2 separate regions of the Homo sapiens genome follow, and region 1 is linked to region 2. A link is a loop called in an ENCODE intact Hi-C map of the cell type or tissue named here. Cell type or tissue: B cell. All regions are shown on one strand. Each heading gives the region's core, and the rest is flanking DNA. Links, peaks and the distances in the headings are about the cores only. Region 1 overlaps TP53RK (TP53 regulating kinase). Region 2 overlaps DNTTIP1 (deoxynucleotidyltransferase terminal interacting protein 1).

Region 1 (8,649 bases), core at 249-8,248, 880 kb after region 2:
CGGCTCACTGCAACCCCCATCTCCTGGGTTCAAGCGATTCTCCTGTCTCAGCCTCCCAAGTAGCTGGGATTACAGGCGCCCACCATCATGCCTGGCTAATTTTTGTGTTTTTAGTAGAGACAGGGTTTCGCCATGTTGGCCAGACTGGACTTGAACTCCTGACCTCAGGTGATCCGCCCACCTCGGCATTCCAAAGTGCTGGCATTACAAGCACAAGCCACCACCTGGCCTCACAGCTTTTTATTGAAGTACAACATAAATACTGAAAAGTACACATATAAACATGCCTGCAGTTTCATGAAGTTTTACAAACCCAATCCACCCACATAACCAGCATCAAGCTCAAGAAATAGAACTTGTCCATCCCCCTAGAAGTCCCCAGAAGCCCCCTCCAAATCACTGCCCCTCCCCCAAGGGCAGCCACGCTCCCAACCTTTTAATTATATTTTGAAAGTAAAGCTGGCAGGATCTTTTGCTGGATCGAATGGGGGCGAGGGGAGCTGGTGAAAGACAGGAGTCAAAGAGAGCCCCCAGGTTTGGGGTGAAGTTCTGGATTCCTGGGGCTGCCATTTACTAAGATGGGAAACTTGTGATGGGGGCAGAGACTATGGGTGAAACCAGGGGTTTGTTTTGGGACCTGTTGAGTTTTGGGATGCCCGTGAGGCCCTGGGGAAGATACATGCCATCTTATCTAAAGGTTGCAAATTCAATGCTCTCAGGGACAAGTAACAAGAGGAGTAAGACATATCTCACTCTCCTCTTACCTCTGTAAGAAGAACAACGGGACCAGCGTGATGACAAACAGTGACTCAGAGCCAAAGAGCAATAGGGAGCAGTGGAGACTGGGGCAAATTGGAAAGCACAGGCCCCTCTAAAAGAAGAGGTGTTAGAACAGGGTCCCGTGTGGCAAGATCTCCTGACGATGTTTCCAGAGAAGCCAGATGTCTAGATTTTTACATATGAAACAATCCATATGTATGTTTGAAATTGTTTAACATTGGCATATGAAATTGTTTAACATTGGCAACTAAAAAGCAAACATTATGTGAACCCAAGAAAACTGCCTACAGTTACAGCCACCCACTGGACCTAGATCAAATCTTCCACTTTACAGGTGGAGAAACTGAGGCCCAGGGAAGTCTAGAATTTTCCCCAAACTCACAGAAGGAGTTGGTGGCAGACTTTGGCCAGGCCTTGAATAGGCTGGGTCTCAGTGCCGGGTTCTCACCTCCCAGGCCTTGGTAAGAAGGGGCTGGAGTTAGTCTGTCTCCTTCACTTTGATCTAAATAGAGAGGCTCTAACCTGACAGTAAAAGGCAGCAAGATGCTATGAACAAGTATGGCTTTGGCGGCCTGGGGTCTCTATCTGTGTTGGTTAGGAATGCTTTTGGCTTCAAGTGATGGAAAATCTGATTTATGGTAGCTTCAGCTTTGGAGACGTTTACCTGTGCATATAATAAGTCCAGAAAGTGAGGTCTGAGGTCACTAAGAACAGACTCACACTCTGCCCATCCCTCTACCTCAACATCTTCCTCTCATTGACTCTTTACCATCAGGGGTGGCCTCATGGCCTCCAGATTGCTGCTGAACCTCCGGTTATTGCCATTGCATTGAAAAGCAGACATTGTTGATGGGGATGTGCTGGTGTCAGAGCAGGGAGAGAATTCTTACATCTTCTCACCTTCTAGGAGAAGCAAAATCTTCCACAGAAGCAATCTTCCCAGATTTGCTCTTGTATCTTATTGGCCAGAAAAGGGTCACATGCTGACACGGTTTGGAGGTTTGTCCCCTCCAAATCTCAGGTTGAAATGTGACCTCCAGTGTAGGAGGTGGGGCTGGTGGGAGGTACTGGATCATGGCGGCAGATCCCTCGTGAATGGCTTGGTGCCCTCTCTGTGGTAATCTCTGAGTGAGCCCTGGCTCTGTTAGTTCACAAGACAGCCAGTTGTTTAAAGGAGCCCGGCTCCTCCCCTTCTCTCTCTTGTTCCTGCTTTCACCATGGGACACTGCCTGCTCCCCCTTTGCCTTCCACCATGATCGGAAGCTTCCTGAGGCCCTCACCAGAAGCAGATGCTGGAGCCATGCTTGTACAGCCTGCAGAACTGTAAGCCAATTAAGCCTCTTTTCCCTATAAATTACCCAGCCTCAGGTGTTTCTTTACAGCAATGCAAAAGGCCTAATACACATGCCCATTCCTAATCAGGAACCGATCTGACCTTTCCTGAGATGAAGCTATCTTCGCCTAAAAATATCTAGACTAATTGGGATTCTGTCCAAAAGGAATAAGAAGGGTAGGCCGGGTGCCATGGCTCATGCCTATAATCCCAGCACTTTGGGAGGCCGAGGCAGGCAGATCACTTGAGGTCAGGAGTTCGAGACTAGCCTGGCCAACATGTCAAAATCCTGTCTCTACTAACAAATACAAAAATTGAGACCATCCTGGCTAACACGGTGAAACCCCGTCTCTACTAAAAAATACAAAAATTCGCCGGGCGTGGTGGCGGGCGCCTGTAGTCCCAGCTACTTGAAAGGCTGAGGCAGGAGAATGGCGTGAACCCAGGAGGTGAAGCTTGCAGTGAGCCAAGATCAAGCCACTGCACTCTAGCCTGGGCGACAGAGCGAGACTCCGTCTCAAAAAAAAAAAGGGGGTGGGGGATGGGCTCACGCCTGTAATCCCAGCATTTTGGGAGGCCAAGGCAGGTGGATCATTTGAGGCGGGACTTTGAGACCAGCTTGGCCAATATGGTGATATCCCCGTCTTCACTAAAAATTCAAAAATTAGCTGGGCGTGGTGGTGGGCACCTGTGATCCCAGCTACTGGGGAGGCTGAGGTGGGAGAATTGCTTGAACCTGGGAGGTGGAGGTTGTGATGAGCCGAAATCACACTACTACACTCCAGCCTGAGTGACAGAGTGAGACTCTGTCTCAAAAAAAAAAAAAAAGAGGGTGACTTTTGGTAGGCAATAATGCCTGGCACAATTTCTACCATTTACAGGCTGATGACTCTGGGAAAGTTGCTTAGCACCTCTGAGCCTCTACTCCCCCATCTGTAAAATGGGTATGGCAGATGGTATTTTGTTTCTTGCCCTCTCAGCATCCATTTCCTATTTTTCTGATGACATACTTTGATTTTCCTTCAGGTAGGAGTTTTCAGAACAGCAGCCTCAGCATCACCTGGGAAGTTGTTAGCAATGCAGATTCTCAGGCCAGTCTCAGACCTTTGATTCAGAAGCTTTGGAATGGCAGCCTGGCAAGGTGGGAAAGTGCGTCTTGTCTACCCTTAGCTTATAAGGGGAACAAATGGAGCTGTATTATAATCACCTGTTTGCTGTTCTCTAAAAATAGTAGCCACTTAAATGACATCACGATAATGATATTGCTCATTGTCACCATGTGCCATGCACTGTGGTAGTGCTCCAACTGCTCCACGTACCTCCTTATATGGATGCTTGTGGTGGACATGGATGTGCGACCCAGATCCCTTAAGGAAGCACCTATTGCCCCAGAGGCAGGGAGAGTGGTCAGCAGTCAGCTCCTGTGGTCAGCTCCTCCAGGGATCAACTCACAGTAGGCAGAGAGTGGCCTTGCCAGAGCTCGTGTCCCTTCCAGGCGTGACACCCCCAACGACTGCATAATGTGAGACTGCAAAGTCCTGGCCATCTCAGGCCATCTTGTGACATCTCTGAAGAGCCATTTCAACTGCAGAGCTCCCGCAGAATTGACTGAAGCTGCTGCTGGGTCTCAGCTCCAGTTCTCCCTCTGCCCGCTCCTGTGTACTCTGCCCTCTCCTGTGTCCTCTGCCATCTCCTGTGTCCTCCATGCTGTGGATGTTGATCCCAAGGGCAGCTCAACTGTATCTGAGTCTGCTTCCTGGGGATCCTGACCAGTGACAATACTCACAGCAACTCCACCATGCAGCACCACTGTGAGTCCATTTTACAGATGAGGACACTGAGGCTCAGAGAGGTACAAGGAGGGGATCCTAGGCCATGCACCTGGTAAACAAGGAGACATGGGCTGGGAAGCCAGCACATTTGTGAATAGAGAAGTGGCATGTTCTGGCTTTAAAAGGGTCCCCTGGGCTGCTGAGTAAGGAAGAACGGAAGGGGCCAGGACAAGGGCCTCCCAGGCCGCGGCTGGACCTTGTCATCCCTGCAGCTTCTTCAGAAGAGCCAGACGCAGCCCATGTGCTCACTAAGTACCCAGTGAAGGAGTGAGTGAAGAGAGAATGGATGAAAACATTAAGACTGGAAGGAACTAGACATCCTCACGTCCGTCTCCCTCATTACATGGTGCATAATTAGCACAGTGCCTGCTACACTTAGGTGCTCAGCTAAGGTGGCGTTGAGTGAATAAATGAACACGTTCAAGGAAAGGAGGGAGGGAGAGAGGGGCATGGACTTGGGAAGAAAAGATGGAAGTAGAGGAAGGAGAAGGGGAGAAAAGAAAGGGAGGAAGAAAGAGGGGAAGGAGGGAGGAGGGAGGAGGAAGAGAAGAGAGAAAGTGAAGGGAGGTTTACCTGTTCGCACCAAGAATGACAGTAACTTACGACCCCTGGTGGCAGAAAAGTGCACAGTCCATTGAAATTGCGGTGCCTAGAATTAAAGGACGCAAGGGAAGACTCCTAGTTCCCCAAGAGGTTCAGGCTGCATTCATTTGTTTTCTATTGCTTTTAACAGAATACTTAAAACTGGGTAATTTATAAAGAAAAGGAGTTTATTTCTTACTGTTATGGAGGAATACAAGGTCGAGGGGGCACATCTGGTGGGGGCACAGCCTTCTTGAAGGTGGGGACTCTACAGAGACCTGAGGCGGCACATGGCATCATGTGACAAGGGGGCTGGGTGTGCTAGCTCAGGTCTCTCTTCCTCTTATAAAGCCACCAGTCCTGCTCTCATAATAACCCATTAATCTATTAGTCCACACGTGGATTAATCAATTCATGAGGGCAGAGGCCTTAGGATCCAATCACCTCTTAAAGGCCCCATCTTTCAATACTGCTAAGTTGGGCATTCAGTTTCCAACACATGAAATACGGGGAACACATTCAAACCACAGCAGGTGCAGACCCTTGTAAGAACATGGGCTCCTCCATCAGGGCTCTGGCAGTCAGTGACAGCTGGGTTAGGACTAGGGTGAAGCAAGTGAGGCACAAATTTAAGGAGGCATCCAAAAACTCAATAATCCAAAAAATATCTTAATGGGATGGTTTTAAAAATCAAATTGGCAAACTATCGCCCACGGGCCGACTGTCTGATTTGTAAATAAAGTTTTATTGGAACCAGGGTCAGGAATATGGTGGATTCTTGCAGTTAAATCAGAGATTATGCCCTGCATGCCTTCGCTAATGTAGATGTTCCCAACCCCTAAGGTAGCACGTGGTGTGGGCGTGGTCAGCTCAGCTCATCCAACAATAAGAACACAGCTTGTTTGGAGCACTCACTATGCCAGCTTTAAAGCAACTCTACTCTGGAACTACCTCTCTTGGCCCCATGGACTGGCCACAAAAGCACTTTTAAATGTTCCAGGAATGTGGGCCTGTGTCAAGTGTTGGTCGCATCTCGGTGTCATATCACATTTCCCTGGTTCTGCCATTTACTAACTGAGTGGCCTGGGGCAGGACTTAATTTCTCTGTGTCTCATTTGCTTCTTCTGTAAAATGGGTTAATGCATGGAAAGAACGTAACTCTATAAAGTCAGCTGCTGTTGTTAAAAGCATGGGTCTGAATCCCAGCTCTGTCACTTATTGTGACCCTAGGACATATTTCCTATTGCCCAGTGTTTCCTCCACCATAAAATGGAGATTATAATCCTCATCTGGTTGGGTTTAGCTGGGGATTCACACAAAACTGCTAGTGCTGTTGGCTCAGCACTGCAAAGCACCTGCAGCTCCCCGGTGGACGTCAAGGGATCTGAAAGTGCAGAGGGTTCCTTAGCCCTTTGTGAGAGGAACTAGGAAAGGAATCCACTGTTCACCTAGGAACATTTGTTAACCCTTTATTTCCCACTGTGGGCCAAGGGCTAAGTGTGCAGATGGACGATTCTCCTCCTGGGGGCATTTGTGACGTTTCTCCAGTCTCCAATATCTGCCACTCTCCCTCTTGATACTTGCAAAGATCATTACTGCTTCCTGACAGCTGCGGCTACCCCCACTGCTACTGGCCACTGATACCGGAGATAGAAATTATTTAGGCAGATATTCAGGGCAAAAGAGTCCTCGGCGGAATTTCCCTTCTAACAAAAAAGCAGCCCCAGAAATCATTTCTTTTCTAACAAAGAGCAGCCTGAAAAATCCAGCTGCAAACATAGATAAGGAAGCTGGAAGCTTGCACGGGGGAATGCTGGTAGCTGTGCCAATAGAGAAGGGCTAACTGGGGGCCAGGCATGTCTAACACGAGGCTCCATCTTCCCTTTTCTTTTACCACGTGTACAGTAATAAAGAAATGGGCAACATGGCACAGCTCAGGCAGAGAACTCGCCTGCATAATAAAAGACTGGGGTGGGGGTGCCGAGATTCATACCCTGTGCCAATGGCACACCTGGGTCCAACCAGTTTTTCACACCCTATGTAGATCAGACAGCACCTCCTCACCAGCTCATCTATAAAACTCCCTTGCATTTCACTGCAGATCCAGCAACCCATTTTTCCAGGACCCCTCTTGTAGCAGAGCGCTATTCTCTTTCTTTCAACTATTAAATTTCTGCTCTTCACCTCACTCTTTGTGGGTCCCTGTCCTTGATCTCCGTGACCATGAGACAACGAGCCTCGGGTGTTACCCCCAGACAAGCCTGCTTCTCCACCGCGTTCCCTGCCTCAGTGGCTGCCAGGTCCTGTGCCAAGCAGTTGGAGCATGCTCGCCACAGCTTCCACCCTGGCTACTGTTTTTACTGGACCAGCTGGTTTCGGTCGCCTTTTCACTTCCAGGTTTCTTGCTTCCACTCTTGCCCTCTATGGTTTTCTGCCAGCAACCAATGCAACCCTTTCAAAACAATCAGGTATCACCCTGTTAAAAACCCTGAGTCCCATTAAGAACAAAACCCAACCTTGTAACAGGGCCCTGCAGGATCCGGCCCCGCCTCTCCCATCTCATGTTCTGCTCCTCCCCCTTGCTCACTAATGCCGGCCACACCAGCCTTGCTGTCGGGGATGTTTCTTCTTCGCCAACTTCGCACGCCACAGCCTGCCTGGGATATACTCTCTTCATCTCCTGTGTTTCTGGTTTTCCTTCACATCTTCACTCATCACTGTCTGAAACTGTCTTATGTTCCCCAGGAAAGTAAGCTTCATGTTCCCCTCTATTAGATCTCCAGTGCCCGGCGCATAGTGAGTACTAGTGTATTAGTCCGTTCTCACACTGCTGATAAAGACATACCCGAGACCGGGTAATTTATAAAGGAAAAGTTTAATAACTCACAGTTCAGCATGGCTGGGGATGCCTCAGAAAACTTATAATCATGGCAGATGGGGAAACAAACACACCCTTCTCCACGTGGCAGCAGGAAGTGCCGAACAAGAGGGAAAAGCCCCTTATAAAACCATCAGATCTCGTGAGAACTCACTCGCTATCACGAGAACAGCACGGAGGTAGCCGCCCCGAGGATTAAATTACCTCCCACTGGGTCCCTCCCATGTCACGTGGGGATTACGGGAACAATTCAAGATGAGATTTGGATGGGGACACAGCCAAACCCTATCAACTAGGGATTTGTTGACTTAATGCACACGAGCCAACCATACCCCAACAAAGCAGGTACTAGCCTTATAGTACACGTGAGGAAACTGAGGAATGAGGCATCTCATTCATGTTGGGAATATTAATTGAAAAACCTGTCAGCTCCTGTGGCCCTTGGAGTTCCTTGAAAATAATGTTATACGCCAATACTTATTATAGTACTGTAAAGATGCACCATATCCCATATCTCATTTGTCAGTGGAAAGAACACAGATTTGGAGCCAGGTAAAAGTACCTCTTGCTACCTGTGACGTCTTGGACAAGTTCCCACCTTTTGGGGCCAGTTTCTCCATCTATAAAATGGGGATAATGCCTAACTTAAGAGTTATTTTAGATCCAATATAAAAATTCCCAGCCCAATGCCTGGCATGCAGTAAGCAGGCAATTATATTATTTTTCCTCTCTACTAGTCACAACTACCCAGGAAGGGAAGTTTTCACTCATTCCTGGCCATCCGCCCCATGCTGGGCACTTGGGGCATGCTGACTGTGGTGAATGAAACAGACAGGGTACTGGTCCTACTATTATAGAATGTTTGCTTCATAAGAACAGGCACTGACTGTATCATCTCTGAACACAATGGAATGAAGCTGGCAATAACAAAAGAAAAATTGGAACATTTACAAATGTGTGGAAATTAACAGATTTCTAAACAATCAAGGGGTCAAAGAAGAAATCACAAGGGAAATTAGAAAATACTTTGAGATGAATGAAAACAAAAACACAAAATACCAAAACTGAGAGTGTGTGATGACAACAGTGTGCAGAGGGAAATTCATAGCTGCAAATGTCCATATTAAGAAACAAGACAGTAACTATGTGAGGTGATGGGTGTTAATTAGCTCAGCTGTAGCAATCATTTCATAATGTATATCAAAACATCCCACTGTATACTTTATACTTTTTTATAAAAATAA
Region 2 (8,649 bases), core at 141-8,140:
CAGTAGCTGGAGGGGAGAAGTGGGGGGATGTTAATCAAAGGGTACAAACTTTTAGTTATAAGATGAACAAGTTCTGGGCAATCTGATGTACAGCATGATGACTATAGTTTATCTCTATTGTTTACTTGAAATTTGCTAAGACCATAGATCTTAAGTGTCCACACACAAAATGGTAGTGGTGGATGTGTTGATTGATTTCATTGTGGTAATCATTTCACTATGTATATCTATGTCAATTCATCACATTGTACACCTTGAATATATACCATTTCTGTTTATCAATTATACATCAATAGAGCTAGAAAAAAATTTTTAAAAGCAAAGCAAAAAAAAAAAAAGAAATGGCTTAAGACACATAATAATTAGAATAGCTAAGATCTGTCTCACCCCTGCAGGTGCGTGGTGGATCAAGTTATCATGGCCCCATTTGGTATCATGGGGATGAGCACCCTGCTGCCTCCCTGCCTCTCTGGTGTGGTCAGGAAGCATGACATCAGGTCTATAAATGACTGTTCCCAAGATAGTAGAGAACCTGTTTACATGTGTCAGCTGCTGTTATTAGGAGGAATTGTTGCCATCACCATTTTATAGGGAGACATCAGGAAAGGTCGCCAATAGTCGCTGGCTCACTTTCTCACCTCCTATTCATTCTCTTCACTTTGTTTTCGCTTCAGTCCCCACTACTTCACTGGAACCCCTCTTGTCGGGGTCGCTAGTAACTTCCGTGTTGTCAAACCCTCTGGTCCCTAACTGTCCTCAACTTACTCAGCTTCTCAGTGACATCTGTCACAATGGATCATTTCGCGTTTCTTGGAATGCTCCTCTGTTGGCTAGAGTGCCTTGACTTTGCTCCAACCTCATTGCCTACTCTTCTCTCTCACCCCCCGCCTCTAACTGTTGGTGCCTTCCCAAGTTCAGTCCTCAAACCCCTTCTCTTTCATGGCTCACTGTTTTCATAGGTGTTTTCATCTAGTCCTGTGGCTTGGAAGCCAATTCAGCCGCTCATAATTCACACATTTATATCTCAGTCCAGAGTTACATTCACCGTTACCCAGTTCCAATCCACTCTTCTCACAGCAGCCAGACTGATCTCCGTAAAGATGAATTAGATCATGTCACTCCCCATTTTAAAAACCCTTCAGTGACTTTCCTGTTGCAGGGAGAATAAAGTCTTAATGCCTTACCATGATCCTGCTGGGAAAACTGGCTAGCCATATGTAGAAAGCCGAAACTGGATCCCTTCCTTACACCTTATACAAAAATTAATTCAAGATGGATTAAAGACTTAAATGTTAGACCTAAAACCATAAAAACCCTAGAAGAAAACCTAGGCAATACCATTCAGGACATAGGCATGGGCAAGGACTTCATGACTAAAACACCAAAAGGAATGGCAACAAAAGCCAAAATTGACAAATGGGATCTAATTAAACTAAAGAGCTTCTGCACAGCAAAAGAAATGACCATCAGAGTGAACAGGCAACCTACAGAATGGGAGAAAATTTTTGCAATCTACTCATCTGACAAAGGGCTAATACCCAGAATCTACAATGAACTCTAACAAATTTACAAGAAAAAAACAAGCAACCCCATCAACAAGTGGCCAAAGGACATGAACAGACACTCCTCAAAAGAAGACATTTATGCAGCCAAAAGACACATGAAAAAATGCTCATCATCACTGGCCATCAGAGAAATGCAAATCAAAACCACAATGAGATACCATCTTACACCAGTTAGAATGGTGATCATTAAAAAGTCAGGAAACAACAGGTGCTGGAGAGGATGTGGAGAAATAGGAACACTTTTACACTGTTGGTGGGACCGTAAACTAGTTCAACCATTGTGGAAGTCAGTGTGGCGATTCCTCAGGGATCTAGAACTAGAAATACCATTTGACCCAGCCATCCCATTACTGGGTATATACCCAAAGGAATATAAATCATGCTGCTATAAAGACACATGCACACATATGTTTATTGTGGCACTATTCACAATAGCAAAGACTTGGAACCAACCCAAATGTCCAACAATGATAGACTGGATTAAGAAAATGTGGCACATATATACCATGGAATACTATGCAGCCATAAAAAGTGATGAGTTCATGTCCTTTTTAGGGACATGGATGAAGCTGGAAACCATCATTCTCAGCAAACTATCACAAGGACAAAAAACCAAACACCGCATGTTCTCACTCATGGGTGGGAATTGAACAATGAGAACACATGGACACAGGAAAGGGAACATCAGACACCGGGGCCTGTCGTGGGGTTGGGGGAGGGGGGAGGGATAGCATTAGGAGATATACCTAATGTTAAATGACGAGTTACTGGGTGCAGCACACCAACAAGGCACATGTATACATATGTAACAAACCTGCATGTTGTGCACATGTACCCTAAAACTTAAAGTATAATTTAAAAAAAAATGCCTTACCATGACCCACAGAGCCTACCCTCGACTGGCTTCTGCCTGCTTCTTTAACTTCATTTCATCTCACCTCTTTTTTATTGACTATACTCTGGCTGTTCTGAACTCCTTTCTGCTCCTCCAGCACAAGCTTAGGCCATTTCACTTGCTGTTCTTAGTACCTGGGGTACTCTACCCTTAACTCTATAAAGCCGGCTCCTTCTTTTCTTCAGATCTTAGTTTAAATATCAGAGAGGTCTTCCCCTCGCACTCCTACCTCTGCTAAAATCTTGAGCTTTACAAGAGTTGAGGCCTAATCTTGTTCACCACTGTATTCCCAGCCCTGGAATATGACTCTTAGTATGTGTACAGAGTTTGCTGAATTATTGAGTAAATGAAGGAACAAACAAATGATAAATGAACAAACAAGCTTCCTGCTCTAATAGAACTTAACAGCCTACTTAAGCAGACAGGTGTGAATTAGATTACCAACAAATGTGTGCATAATTACACATTGAGACTTGATCACCCTTCACTGGAAAGGGACAAAGTTTGGAGGAGAAGAGCATGAATCCAATTATGGATTAGCAGCTTTGAGCCATCCAAGCATAGACATGGGGCAGACTATTTGGTATATAAGTCTAGAGCTCAGAGGATAACCTTTTGTCTACAGTTGAATTATGGAATCGTGGTTTATAGATGTTAATTGAAGCTGTGAGAATAGGTGAGAGCAGATAGAATATGTAATGAGAGAGGATAGGGAAAAGAACCAGATTGAGAAGGAAAAGCCAGCAAAGAAGGCTAAGAAAGAACGGCCAGAGAAGTAGAAGGAACACAGGAAGTGTGGCCACAGGAGCCTGTAGAAAAGAGTGTTTCCAGAAGGGGGAGCCCTCAGCACTGTCAAATGCCACTGGCAGAGGTCGGGTGAACCCAATTCTCCACCTGCTGCACCATCTCCCCTCTGCCCATTCCATCCTTTTCTTTGTCAAATGAGCCAGGTGTTCCCACCTTTGAGCTTCTGCACTCCTCCCTGCTGCTGAAACACTTCTGCCCAGCTTTTTTTACAGCCTCCTTCACATCTCAACTCAGAGGCCACCTTCTGAGCAAGGCCTTCCCTGGCCATTCCCGCAAAGTAGCCCTTCCCCTCTGGTGGTTCTCTGTCACATCTGCCTGGGTTTTTTTCTTTTTTTCTCACAGCATCTATCATGATCCACAGTTACCTTGTTTGTTTCTGTGCTTATTATCCAGATCACCCACAAACTATAAGCTCCACAAGAGCTTGTCCTAGTTACTGCTGTGTCCACAGCACTTAGGTCCCAGGTACTCAGTATTTATTAAAAGAAAAACAGCAGGCCAGGCGCACTGGCTCACGCCTGTAATCCCAACACTTTGGGAGGCTGAGGCGGGCAGATCACGAGGTCAGAAGTGTGAGACTAGCCTAGCCAACGTGATAAAACCCCATCTCTACTAAAAATACCAAAAAAAAAAAAAAAAAAAATTAGCTGGGTGTGGTTGCACGCCTGTAATCCCAGCTACTCAGGAGGCAGAGGCAGGAGAATTGCTTGAACCTGGGAGGCGGAGATTGCAGACAGCCGAGATCGCACCACTGTACTCCAGTCTGGGCAACAGAGCAAGATTCCATGTCAAAAAAAAAAAGAAAAAAGAAAAACAGCAGCTTACTGAGGAGTATGTGTTATACTAATGTATTTAGTTTGAAAAAACATACAGTATGTATTTACATGGGAAAAGCAAGGAAGAATTTACATTGAAACATTAATAGTAGTTTATGTAATGAGATTCCAGGTTTTTCTTATTTTGCTTTTTTACATTTTTTAATTTTTCCAGCCATGATCATTAATTCAAGTTTTTTTAAAAATAGATATCTATTTCTATGCATATAAATATATATATGTGTGTGGCTGGGCGTGGTGGCTCATGCCTGTAATCGCAGCACTTTGGGAGGCCAAGGCAGGTGGATCACCTGAGGTTAAGAGTTCGAGACCAGCCTGGCCAACATGGTGAAACCCCGTTTCTAATAAAAATACAAAAATTAGCTGGGCATGGTGGTGGGCACCTGTAATCTCAGCTGCCTGGGAGGCTGAGGCAGGAGAATCGCTTGAACCCAGGAGGCGGAGGTTGCAGTGAGCTGAGATAGCACCACTGCACTCCAGCCTGGGCGACAAGAGTGAAACTCCATCTCAATTTAAAAAAAAAAAAAAAATATATATATATATATATATATATATATATATATATATATATATATATATATATATATATATTTGGAAGTGGGCCGATCACTTGAGGTCAGGAGTTCAAGACCAGCCTGTCCAACATGGTGAAATCCCGTCTCTTCCAAAAATACAAAAATTAGCTGGGTATGGTGGCGCACCCCTGTAGTCCCAGCTACTTTGGAGGCTGAGGCATGAGAATCACTTGAACCCAGGAGATGGAGGTTGCAGAGAGCCAAGATGGTGCTGCTGCACTCCAGCCTGAGCAACAGAGCAAGACTCTGTCTCCAAAAAAAAAAAAGGAAGTAGGTAGGGTGTGCTTACCCACCAAAATAGTGACTGGTAACACTTGGTCTTTTTCCCTTCAGGCTAAACTGCTCTTTTCAGATGGAGAAAAAGTAATACCCAGATTGACCCATGAGCTTCCAGGAATAAAGGTCAGAGTCACTGTGTTCTCGGGTATTGGAGCGGGAGGTCCTTCAGGCTGGGAGGCAAGTGAAATATGTGGGCCCAGGGAGGTTCCATGTACTTCCATTTGTAGGACCAGGCCCACACAGCATCATGCTGGATGGGCTTCTTTGGCCTGGGTCAGAGCGGGGCTGGAGAGCTGTAGTCCAGGGCTGTCTTCTGCAACTCCAGAAGACCTGCAGCTCCCAGGCACTGGCCTTCCACTGACTCCCTTCCCTTTTCTTTTAGCGTGGCCGTCAGGCAGAAGAAGAATGTGCCCATCGAGGAAGCCCCCTTCCTAAAAAGGTAAACCATTTCCTTGTTTTGTTTTCTGGCTGAAAAAAGGCTTGTCAGGCCGGGTGTGGTGGCTCACACCTGTAATCCCAACACTTTGGGAGGCCAAGCGGGGAGGATCACTTGAGCTCAGGAGTTTTGAGACCAGTCTGGGTAACATAGTGAGACCCTGTCTCTAAAATAAAAAAAAAATTAGCCAGGCATGCTGGCACATTTCTGTCGTCCTAGCTACATGAGAGGCTGCAGTGGGAGGATCACCTGAGCCCAGGAGTTCAAGGCTGTAGTGAGCTATGATCATGCCACTGCACTCCAGGCTGAGTAACAGAGTAAGACCCTGTCTCTCAAAAAAGGCTCTTCACTCCGCAAGGTACTGGGCTTCCTCAAAGCCCTTTTGAGCCTTCCTAGACATGAGAGGCAGTTTTTCTCCCTGTCCCTGTCAAACATCATTTGATCTCTTTGGAAAACCATCTCTGCCAAGTGACCCTGGACCTGCCAATGGGGTATGGGGAGTAACCACAGGGTCAGACCTCTGACAGCTGTTTTTTGTGGCAGAGGAAAGGACGGCCTCCTGGACACATCCTGTCAAGCGACCGGGCAGCCGCCGGCATGGTGTGAGTAGGGACCAACAGTGTGGTGAGAGCATAGGGGAGCAGACGGAGAGAGGGGCCCTGAAGGAAAAGAGTCCAGGGTTCTGTGCCTGTCAAAATCAGATCCATCAGCTTAAGTCATCGTGGAGGGGGGTTATCCTGGTTGGAGGGGTGAGGAAGGAGGGTAGTGAGGAGGAAATTGTTTTACCCCCTGAACGGTTTGGCCCAGCTTGATGAAAGATTAAACTCCAGAGGTTTGTCATTGTTAGTATATATTGGATGCTTATGACTGGTCTAAATACGTTACATACTTTACCTTTTAATCTTTATAGCCACCCTGTAAAGAAGATATCATTAATTTTTCAGATAACAGACTCAGAGAATTACTTGCCTAATGTCATATCGTTAACATTGCCTCCAAGACGGTCATTTTCAAATATATATTTTTTTAAGACTTAATTTTTTTAGAGCAGTTTTAGGTTCACAGCAAAATTGAGAGGAAGGTACAGACATATCCCGTATACTCCCTGACCCTACACATGCACAGCCTCCCCCATTATCGACATCAGGCACCAGAGTGGTACATTTGTTACATTTGATGAGCCTACTTTGACTCGTCTTGATCCTCAGAGTGCATAGTTTCCATGAGGGTTCACTCTTGGTATTGTACATGAACTTAGACAAATGCATAGTGACAGGCATCCACCATTCTAGTATCACACTGAGTGCTTTCAGTGCCCTAAAAATCCTCTGTGTTCTGCCTGTTCATCCTTCCTTCCCCCTCAACCAACCCCCAACCCCACTTTTTAAAAAAAATTCTGAAGCAGCAGAATCTTTTTCAAACAAAACTTTACATGGGAGCCCAGTATTTAAATCAAATAAAGCCACACTGGTCTGGTTCAGGGGCGTGGGGTTAGTTTGGAACAGCTGGCTTAGTAGATGGGCTAGTATTAACTGTCATACCTTAGATGTGTCTCCTACACGAAGCAGTTTTATTCCTCACAAACACAAGATAGGTAGGGCAGTTGCTGTTTTTGTCTCTTTTGACAGATGAGAAAACTGCCACTCAGAGGTTCTTGGAGTTGCTCATGCCACTATGTAAGAGCAGAGCTAGTGCTAGAATGGCTTCTAGTCCAGTGCTTTTTTTCCCTTTGTTCCTCCTCTTATGTGTCACCACGAAGGAGGATGTCCAGGGCTAAAGTGAGAGTGTGTGAGGAACTCCTACCACCACCAGCAAGCTGGCATTTAGTCCTAGGTCTCACCTTGGAGAATTCACCTTTATTCTTTCCTTCCAAGCAGATGGAAACCAAAATCCTGTGAACCAATTCGCCGGGAAGGCCCCAAGGTATGATTATGTGAGCATGGCAGAGATCACGATCCCAGGAGATAGTCCCACTATCTCTAGGACCCACCATGAGGGAAAGGGGCAGGGGGCGAAGGGTGCATGCACACCATTCCAGAGCCATCTGCCCCTCTCCACCTCCAGCCACACTGGCCTCAGAGAGGATCCTGTGTAGGAATTGGAGTTAGAGGCAAAACAAAGAGAGGGCTTGAGTCTTTGCTGAAGCCTTCTCCTTATAGGAGTTAGTGGTCACTAATACTGATTCAATACTTAGTATGTAACGGGCAGTGTCCTAAATCTTTTGTGTAGACCATCTCATTTAATCTTTATAACAAACTTATGAGATCAATTCTGTGAACCATTCTATAAATGAGGCGTTTCCTTTTCTGCCAGCTTCCCTGTGGGCATAAATTATTTTATTCAGTTGTCTTATACACTTAATGCACTTAAGACTTGCCCAAAGTCACATAACTCGTAAGTGATCGAGCTGAGTCTCAAACCCAAGACCCGCTGACACCAGAGTCTGTGCTCTCAACCATTAGCCTCTGTTGCCTCCCTCTCTCTCCTGAGTTCTTCCTCAGCAGTGACTTATATAAATGGTTGTTCCCCAGAATTCTCTCCTTGGCCCACTTCTCCATCTAAAGTAACTCTCTGGATAATCTAAAACATATACTCTTATGGTTTCAGGGACCACCATGTTCTAAAACTCCCATACCTCTTTGTCCATCCCATGCCTCTTTCTACTTTAAAACTTGTTTATCCTACTATCTGCTTGACCACTCTGCTGGAAGTTTCATAGGCATTTCAGACTCAGCATATCCAAACATGAAATTAGAATCTTTCCTCACAGCCCTTCTTTACATTCGTTATCTTAATCATCTTTGCCTCCTCCTCCTCTTCCTTACCTCCCTACACCCAGTCGAGTCCTGGACAATTCTTCCTCTTAAATATATTGCAGTTCCTATTTCCTTCTGTTCATCCTTACTGCTGCCCTAGCTCAGGCCCTTAGCAGCTTTCCAACTGCTTTATCACAGCGGCCTCTAAACTGCTCTCCCTGCCTGTAGTCTTGCCCCTTCAAATCCATTATCCACATTGCTAGAAGACTAAGCTATCTTTAAAGGAAATCTGACTCTCACTCCCTGTTTAGAGGCCTTCAGCGATTCCCCATTGCCTACAGAAGAAATAAAATGCAGTCCCCTGAACATAACCTCCTAAGACCTCCAACTCCTCTGTGTTTCTCTCTCCAGCCCCATCAGCTGCCACTCCCTAATTTGTACTCTCTCTGTTAGCAGCACAGAATTACTAGTAGTTTCTCCAGCAGGCCAAGCTGCCTCTC

Evidence for each region. A loop is a pair of places that touch in the nucleus more often than their neighbours do. Peaks named below come from ENCODE experiments on the same cell type or tissue, not always from the same donor. Only the 100,000 strongest peaks of a DNase experiment are listed, where the experiment ranks them.
Region 1: it touches region 2 in a loop (8-fold over the local background); 5 of 110 quality-filtered maps call a loop at or near these places.

The regions. Positions count from the first base shown.
Region 1 is chr20:46,676,982-46,685,630 of GRCh38, forward strand. TP53RK (TP53 regulating kinase) reads right to left here. Exons shown (of 2, transcript NM_033550.4): 2 at 7,384-8,649. It also overlaps a transcript of SLC13A3 not described here. Among named protein-coding and RNA genes, the nearest start is that of TP53RK-DT, 8.0 kb to the right of the region's middle. RefSeq lists an enhancer at 6,319-6,830. In B cell, for the core only: CTCF peaks have their summits at 4,587 (motif pointing left) and 4,794; a DNase peak (open chromatin) is centred at 4,560.
Region 2 is chr20:45,796,063-45,804,711 of GRCh38, forward strand. DNTTIP1 (deoxynucleotidyltransferase terminal interacting protein 1) reads left to right here. Exons shown (of 13, transcript NM_052951.3): 5 at 5,012-5,080; 6 at 5,340-5,396; 7 at 5,937-5,995; 8 at 7,271-7,316. Among named protein-coding and RNA genes, the nearest start is that of DNTTIP1, 8.4 kb to the left of the region's middle. In B cell, for the core only: CTCF peaks have their summits at 3,302 (motif pointing right) and 3,505; a DNase peak (open chromatin) is centred at 3,299; H3K27ac peaks cover 358 bases.